Regions from separate parts of the Homo sapiens genome. Here region 1 is linked to region 2. A link is an interaction called in ENCODE POLR2A ChIA-PET data of the cell type or tissue named here. Cell type or tissue: OCI-LY7. All regions are shown on one strand. Each heading gives the region's core, and the rest is flanking DNA. Links, peaks and the distances in the headings are about the cores only. Region 1 has its middle 16 kb from the start of SCREEM1. Region 2 has its middle 6.7 kb from the start of PTGIS.

Region 1 (4,388 bases), core at 201-4,200, 440 kb after region 2:
GTGCTCAAGAAATGCTCAAGCAGTGAATGAATGAATGGACAAAGCCAGGCCGTGGAAGACAAAGAAAGCCTCAGCTTTCTTTCTGGTGACTTGGTTTCTGGCTAGCAGAGGACAGGTTTCCTGAGTTACAGATAAGCAGAAGGTCAGGTGAATCAACGATAAGGGATGATAAGGCTCCAGGACCCACCGGCTGTTCCTGCCTCCTGGGGCCCCACAGAGGAAGCTCATTTTCAGCTTACTGCAGAACCTCCAGCAGAGCCGGGGCCTGGGAGCTGGGAGCCTACTCTGACTGCCACTGCTGCGGGGTGAGAATTCTCACACATTGTAAACGCTGCCCTGGCTCCTTTCTGGCTGGGGCAGCCAGGTGGACCTGCCCTGGGCTGGACAGGAGGTTTCCAGGTCCCCAGGATGGATGGTGTGTGTGACGGGGCCTCCCAGACCCCAGGATCCTCTTCCTGGGGGCGGGGCTTGGGCACTGGGTTCCCACAGATAGAATAGCTTAGAGCTCAAGGGTGAGCCAGCTGCCTGGGTTCAAATCCTGGCTCAGCCATTTAGAATTGGGCAAGCTATTCCAGCTGTACTGTGGTCCTCACTGTAAAAAGCTATAATAGTAGAAGTGTGTAAGAATACAGTACCTGGGCCTAGTTCGGGGCTCTGATCAGCTCCTGTGCCATAGATCCCTTTTTTATTATACATTTAGATTCATGTGTGTGTGTGTGTGTGTGTATATATATATATATATATATATTTTTTTTTTTTTTGAGACAGAGTCTCGCTCTGTTGCCCAGGCTGGAGTGCAGTGGGGCAATCTCAGCTCACCACAACCTCCACCTCCCGGGTTCAAGCAATTCTCCTGCCTCAGCCTCCTGAGTAGCTGGAACGACAGGCACGCACCACCATGCCTGGCTAAATTTTAGTAGAGATGGAGTTTCACCATGTTGGCCAGGCTAGTCTCAAACTCCTGACCTCGTGATCCGCCCACCTCAGCCTCCCAAAGTGCTGGGATTATAGGCATGAGCCACCACGCCCAGCCTTAGATTTACCTTTATAAATGAAATTGTATAGCATTAAAGTAAAACATTATATTAAACTAAAGTCATTAAAATATTTAATAGCTGAATGTTTGATATGGTGACAGCTGTGCTTTTTGGTTTTTGTTTATTTATTTATTTTTGAAACAGGCACTTACTCTGTTGCCCAGGCTGGAGTGCAGTGGAATGATTATGGCTCACTGCAGCCTCCACCACCCAGGCCCAAGCAATCCTCCCACCTCAGCTCCCTGAGTAGCTGGGACCAGAGGCCCACACCACCACACCCAGATAATTTTTTGTATTTTTGGTAGAGACAGGGTTCACCATGTTGCCCAGGCTGGCCTCAAACTCCTCAGCCTCCCAAAGTGCTGGGATTACAGGCGCAAGCCACCATGCCCAGCCAACTATGGTAATTTTGAAATCAGGAAGAGGACGAATGCTCTTTCTATGACACTGTAAAGAGACATGGACAAAGGATTTCTGATTGACAAAGCCACCGTCCAGCTACTGCCACTGTGGTTTCCCACGTCTGCTCGTAAGGGAAGGAAATGCCAAATTCCAGTTGGCGGTTAGTGAAAATCAGGACATCCCTTTTTTTCCCCCAGTCCAAGTTCACAGATCCCTGAATTCTCTTCGAGGGCCCTGGAGGTGGTGGTGAGTGATAGGATCTCACTGGGGATGGTGCAGGTGCCCAGAAGGAGGGGAGTCAGATGGGGGCTCCCTCAGGGGTTTGAGCTGGAGTGCTGAGTGCCCAGTGTAGGTGGCCTGGGTTGGAATCGGTCTCTGCCCACACTCCCTGGAGACCTCGGCCAGTGGCTGCTGGTCTCCAGGCCTCCTCTGAGGAATGGCCTCCTCGGCCTCTAGGGTTGAATAAGGAGGAGGTGGGACAGCGTGTGGCCTGTGTTGGCACAGGGGTCTGGGCTCTTGATAGAGGGGTTGGGGGAGAGGCCGTCCTGTGCCTTGGAGGGGGCCCCTTCCCCATCCAATGGCCTCTCCGAGGTCTGGGCCTGTGTGGAAGTCACCGTTTTGTGTTTGTGTCATCTGGGTAAGCTGGTGTGTCTTTGTGTGTTGGGGTGGATGTGTGTGTGTGTGTGCAGGTGTGAGTGTAGGGGCACATCTAGGAAGGGTGTCAGGCAGTGTGAGTCAGCGTGTTGTGTGTGGCTGTGTGTGTGAGCAGGGGTCCGTTCTGAGAGTGCGTTGTGTACGTGTGTGTCAGGGTTTGGTATGGCGTTCACTGGTGTGTGTGTGTGAGTTGAAAGTCTCTGGTGTTAGTTGATGGGAGTGAATGTGAGACTGTGGGTGTATTTGGGGACGTGGGGGGTGGACTGATGTGTGTGTGTGAGCACACATGCAGCAGGGTTGGTGGGCGGTGTCCAGTGTGTGTCTGTGTGAACGTGTGTGGCCCTGTCACCGCCGGCTCCAGGCCCAGCCACATAAACTTCACACCCCTGCGGGCGGGCTCCAGCGGCCCCGCAGCAGCCGCGTAGGGCAATGGGAAGCAGATGGGCCAGGAAGGAGGCCATATGGGGCTGGGGGTGGGGGCGCATTCCTCCCTCCCAGGGCCGCCAGGAAGCCCCCTGCCTGCCGGCCCCCCCATCGGGGTGGGAGCTAGAACTGACACAGTAACAAATGTCCTGTAGCCAGCGTGGAGTCAGCGTGGAGCCGGCATGGAGGCAGCCCCCGCCCCACAGCGGGGGGTAGAGAGAGAGAGTATAAATGAGGGGGATCCAGGAGATGCCGGCGGGGAAGATGCTGCCCTGATAAGCCACACCTGACCCCACGGCTGTGCACCCTTGGGCGCCGCACATACCCCCTCCGGGCCCATTTCCTTGGCAGGGTGGCTGTTGGGGATGGAATATAGGGACGTTCCCCCCACCCCCCACCGCGCCCCCTCGTCCCCTCCCCCCCTCCCCCCGCCTCCGTTTCCAGACCAGGGTAGGACCCTAACTCCAGAAACCCTGGTAGATGTCAACAGCAACAGGGTAAGGAGCTGCTAACCTGGAACTTGACTGCATTCCGGCGCTGGGGAGTGGCGAAGAGGTGGGCTCTGGAGCCAGGTCTGCCTGGGTTCCAGTCCGTGCTCTGACACTTCCTGACTGTGTAACTATCATCTGGCAAGTCACCTCCTCTGTGTCTCAGTTTCTTCTCTGTAAAGTGGAGGTAATAATAAGAGCACCTCCCTCCCCGCAGGCGGTGATGAAGGAAGTGCTTGCTCATCCTAGGCCAATCCCAGGTTTTGGCCAGGCTTGGGGCTTCGTAAATGTTAGCTACAAGCACCAGCTCCTGGGGGCTTCCCACACCCCCAGGAGGTTGCCTGGACGTACTTTGCAGAGGAGACCAGAGAGGTCAGGTACTCGCCAGTTCACACAGGGTTTAAGGGGCAGAGATGGGTTCAAACCCAGGCCTTCCATCCCCGGCGCCTGCTCTCCTCACCACTCCTCAGGGAGCATGGCTGGCGCCTCCCTTCCCACCCTCTCCAGCTCCGCCCCTGCCCTGTCTAGGGTGAGCTGCTGGGCTGTTTCTTGTCACATCCAGATGAGAGCAGAGGCTGGGGCCCTCTTCCAGCTGAGACAAGGTCCAGGAGGTCGCTGGAAAGGCGGCAGGCTCCTCCCACTGTAACCCTGGCCCCGACGGTGGGAGCCAGCCCTGACTTTCAGGCCCTAATTAGATTTAGGCAGCTCTGGGTGCAGACCCTGGCTCCCCTCTCCCTGCTGTGTGACCCAGGGCAAGGGCCTGGAGCACTCAGAGCCTCAGGGGTATCCGGGGACAGGGTAGCAGGGACTCAGCCATGGGGAAACGGCAGCGACTGTTCTTGCAGCGAGTGTCTGATGAACGGCCCCTATTAGTTCCCCCCTCGTGGAGGTCGAGATCAGGCAGGGCCGGAGTGGAGGGAAGGGCTTAGAAGCAGAGCTTGCTCTGGGTGGCTTTGGCCTGGTCTGTTCACCTCCTCCAAGGCTCCCTTTCCTGTTTCCCAAAGCAACATCATCAGGCAGGTTTGTCGGGAGGCTTAACAGGATCATGTGAAAGCACTTGGCACATGCTAGGTGCTCAACCAGTGCTGTGTTGGCTTCTCTGTCTCTCTCTCTCTCTTTCTCTCTCTCTCTCTTTTTTTTTTTTTTTTTAATTGAGACAGGGTCTCACACTGTCACCCAGGCTGGAGTGCAATGGTGTGATCATAGCTTACTGCAACCCCCACCTCCCAGGTTCAAGGGATCCTCCTGCCTCAGTCTCCTGAGTAGCTGAGATTACAGGCATGGGCCACCACGCCCAGCTAATTTTTGTATTTTTATTTTATTTTATTTTTTGGAGACAGAGTCTCGCTCTGTCGCTCAAGGTGGAGTATAGTGGCAAAATCTC
Region 2 (4,388 bases), core at 197-4,196:
AGTTCAAGACCAGCCTGGGCAACAAGGTGAAAACCCCGTCTCTATTAAAAATACAAAAAATTAGCCAGGAGTGGTGGCTGGCACCTATAATCCCAGCTACTTGGGAGGCTGAGGCAGGAGAATTGCTTGAACCTAGGAGGCAGAGATTAGAGTGAGCCGAGACCGCACCACTGCACTCCAGCCTGGGTGACAGAGCGACTCTGTCAAAAAGAAAAAAGAAAGAAAGAAAAAGAAAGTAAGTAAGTTAGTTCAAGGCTAACAGGTTGTCCTTGAGCCTCCTGAGGAGCCCTATGTCTCCCAAGAACAAGTCTGCTTCCCCCAGTGATTGGCTAGGAGCAAACCCTGGGAAGCATGGCATATCTGTCAATCAGGCTCCACCAAGGGAGGTCCCAGAGGTGTGTTTTCATGGCTGCTGCAGCTACGAAAGGAAGCACAGCTGCCGTCTAAAACTGGAACAATGCAAGAATAAATTCTTCCACTTACAGAAGCTAAACGAGGTTGAGAGGTGGAGGGGAAGGAGAGACCCAAACCGCAACGTTTCTGGTGTTTTTGTGCTGCTAAAGAGAGAGTGGTAAACTCAAGTCTTCGAGCAAGTATTGCAAATGAATGAAGTGAGCCAGTCATATCAGGAAGGCAACAGGGAGGGATGGGAACAATGGAAAACTAGAGAGGGCTGCCCCATCCAAAAGGAAGCAGCTTCTGGCAGTACCAGCCAACTAAAGCCACGTAGAAATACATGCCTAGTGTGGCCAGATCTTTAGACTCAAGAGAAGCCAGAAATAATGGCTCCAATTATTTTAAAACGCTGCATAGACCAACAGCACACACCTGCCCCCAGATTTTTAGCCCTGCAGTCTAGTTGTGCCAAGGGCCAGTGGTTTAAACATTTGGGGTATGTAAAATAGGTTTGGAGTTGGGATGTTGAACAAAATTGCTCTGTAGAATTAAGGAAGGACAACAGAGTTTTAGGGGGCAGCCTGAAAGAGGGGGCAAAGACCAGGCCGACATGAGCACAGATTGGGGGCCTGTCCCAGTGTGACATCCTCTGTGGAATTAGGAGCCAATAAATGACCATTTCTATTGGTGATGTGTCATACTGAGTGTTTAGTTGTTTGCTGTCTTGGGCTGTGGAATAACACCACACATACACTCATATACATACACACGCACACACACACATGCACTACTCTCACATACACACTCACATGTTGCCCCAGTTACCCCCAAACGTTCAGAAACAATCTGCTACACACGTCAAGTGACCAACGCATCCTGGTTTGCCCAGACTTTCCCAGTTTTAGCACTGAGAGCCCTGCATCCTGGGAAACCTCTCGGTCCTGGGTAAACCAGGAAGGTTGGTCACGCTATCACCACACCTCAGCGTAGCGTGTGAGTGGCCAGAGATTGGGTCAGAGCTGTGGCAGCCACCTTGGAGCCTGAGGAGAATCTTTGCTAAGTCACACAATTAATTAGCCACCCCTGGAACTGTGCTGCAGTAGATTAGATCATAGTCTCCAATTTTTACCCACTCCCTGTATCAGAATTAGACATTCACGCCCTTGGCTGCAGGGTTGCGGTGCCTCCCACTATGAGCAGAGAATAGTATCTCCCTGACTCAGTGATGGTGGACTCGGGCCTGTGACTCAATTTGATCAGTGGAGGATGAAGAAATGACCAGTTGCCAGTTCTGAGCAGAGGTTTCACGAGGAATCACATATTTCCACTTGACCTTGGTTTCTGCCTTGAGCCATGACCCACAGGGCAAACCTGAGCTCAACCTGCAGCCTGAAGTAGAGAACCCCTAGCTGACCTGCAGAGGTCCGAAGAAGAAAAATGTACGTGTTGTTACAAGTCATGGAGATTTTGAGATCTTCTTAAGCAACAAGAATTGACTAATGTATACTTTATCTCTGAACTTTTTAGAATCCTTTTGGTTGAATGTTCTTTGTACCAGTTAAATTAGAATAGGCTGCTTTCTACTCTTGGAGCCTTGGTACATCTGTACAAGAGGATGATGACGACAAGGCCCCCCTCCCATGGTGGTTGGACGAATTCAAGAAGATCTTGTGTCTAGTGCATGCAGTAGGCACTTAATAAAAGAGATGATGCTAGGCCGGCTGCAGTGGCTCACGCCTGTAATCCCAACACTTTGGGAGGCTGAGGCAGGAGGATCATGAGGTCAGGAGTTCGAGACCAGCCTGGTTAACATGGTGAAACCCCGTCTCTACTAAAAAATACAAAAATTAGCTGGGTGTAGTAGGGGACACCTGTAATCCCAGCTACTCAGGAGGCTGAGGCCGGAAAATCATGTGAAACCAGAAGGGCGGGGGTTGATCGCGCCACTGCACTTCAGCCTGGGCAAAAGAGTGAAACTCTGTCTCAAAAAAAAAAAAAAAAGAAAAGAAAGAGAGATGAAGCAAGGCTGGGCTCAGTGGCTCACGCCTGTAATCCCAGCACTTTGGGAGGCTGAGATGGGTGGATCACTTGAGGTCAGGAGTTCAAGACCAGCCTGGCCAACGTGGTGAAACCCCGTCTCTACTAAAAATACAAAAATTAGCCAGGAATGCTGGCGTGCGCCTGTAATTCCAGCTACTCAGGAGGCTGAGGTGGGAGGATTGCTTGAACCCGGGAGGTAGAGGTTGCAGTGAGCCGAGATTGTGCCACTGCACTCCAGCCTGGGCGACGGAGTGAGACCCTGTCTTAGCAACAACAACAACACAGCAGCAGCAGCAACAGCAACAACAACAAAAGAGATGAAGCATAATTCTTTCAGCACATATTACCAAGTATTTATTTGCCAACACTGTGCAGGCCTCTTTATCAAGAATTTTACTGAAGAAATGAAAGACAGAAAACCTCTTCACTTGGTCTTTTTTATACATGAAGAGAAAGCAGGTCTGAATCAGAGGCAGAGGGTTGGAAGAAATGACCTGTTTTCTGCCATCTGGGCCTTGCTGCTGACTGTCTCTAAGAATTTGCACAGGCCTGGGCCTTTGGAGATTTGAAGGTCTCTAAAGTGCAAGGATGTCAGCTGCAGGGGAGCCATCCTCCAGCATCCTTCCCCAGGAGAGCCAGGATTATGTAGGGAATGTGCTTGGCTAAGAGCCCAGAGGTGGGGCAGCTACCCAGATGCAAACATGGCTGGGCCAGGCGGCCTTTCGTTCAGCGTTCCCAGGCTAATTCCACCTAGACCTTGTCTTAGCCTGTGAGAGGATGTTCTGGAGTGGTCTTGCCCCTCTTCCCAGGCTATCTGCCAGAGGTGGTGGGTGCTACAGGAGAGGGACTCCAGCAAGCTTCTCATCCTTTGGTTTTCCCAGGACGGGGGACAGGTGGCCTCACGGCTCCCAACCAGCTGCCTTGGCACTTTGTAGTGGAAAAAATGATGAAGTCAGACCTCAGTCTCCTCAACTCCCTGCTGTCCTGCCTGAGAGCCAGCCTAGCATGGAAGGCAAGGAGAAAAGAGACCCATGTTGATCTGTCACCCAGACAGACCCTGAGTGATGATGCTCCTGCCACCCTGAAGCACCCCAAGAACCTCAGAACTTCTGGCTTCTCATCTTGAAAATGGGACAGCAGTCATAGCTGCTTTGCTTATTATGTCAAGGAGTTACTAAAGAGGATCCAGTTAGATAGTGGGGGTAGAAAAATGGCTGCCTAAGGCCACATTTACCCTCTCCTTCTAGAAATTATACCAGAGCATCAAGAATAATGGAAAAACAAATATACAAAACCAAACCACAAACTCCATTTTTAGCAAAGCCAGGAGAGACATATAATTCATCGGCTTCAGAGTACGTGTGAAGCAGCTAAGACAGGGCAGAAGCCACATGGGAGTGGTGAGTGGGCTCAGTGATAGCAAATCTCAGAAAGCATCAGCAAAACTACACTTCCTAGGGATGAGGGCTTGCCATGAGATGAAAGTTATGTTCCTTCTTTATAAAAATGAATGTAGAAGCTTGGGTGAATACGATTAGCAGCAGAAGCTCTCCTGGATCTCGTTTGGTTCAGAGAAACAGAGGAGGTATAGTGAAGAATTACAGAGAGAAGACATATTTGCAGGAAGCAGTCTGTCTCTATGGCAGCAGAGGAGAGCCACAGTTACAGAGCCCATGAAGCTACCCTAATTCTTCCTTACACCCATAGGAGCAATCAGCAAAATACCTGACCCAGGAAAACCAAGCCCTTCCAATGACAAGCTTTTGAAAAAGTGTAAAAGCCTTGATACAAAGATATTATGATAAATTATGAAGAGCAGAAAAATCTACCAATAGATGAAAGTGTTAACACAAAATGGATGAAAATTATATCCAAATCATATTGGCATAAATTCAAAAAAGAATTGAATGGAGGCTGGGTGTGGTGGCTCACGCCTGTAATCCCAGCACTTT

Evidence for each region. ChIA-PET counts read pairs that join two places held together with the same protein. Peaks named below come from ENCODE experiments on the same cell type or tissue, not always from the same donor. Only the 100,000 strongest peaks of a DNase experiment are listed, where the experiment ranks them.
Region 1: POLR2A ChIA-PET joins it to region 2 with 6 read pairs; 1 of 35 experiments calls an interaction of 5 or more read pairs at or near these places.

The regions. Positions count from the first base shown.
Region 1 is chr20:50,012,618-50,017,005 of GRCh38, forward strand. No RefSeq gene overlaps it. Among named protein-coding and RNA genes, the nearest start is that of SCREEM1, 16 kb to the right of the region's middle. RefSeq lists an enhancer at 3,167-3,894. In OCI-LY7, for the core only: no CTCF peak of the experiment used is centred there; a DNase peak (open chromatin) is centred at 224; H3K4me3 peaks cover 453 bases; H3K27ac peaks cover 1,141 bases.
Region 2 is chr20:49,572,620-49,577,007 of GRCh38, forward strand. No RefSeq gene overlaps it. Among named protein-coding and RNA genes, the nearest start is that of PTGIS, 6.7 kb to the left of the region's middle. In OCI-LY7, for the core only: no CTCF peak of the experiment used is centred there; a DNase peak (open chromatin) is centred at 2,322.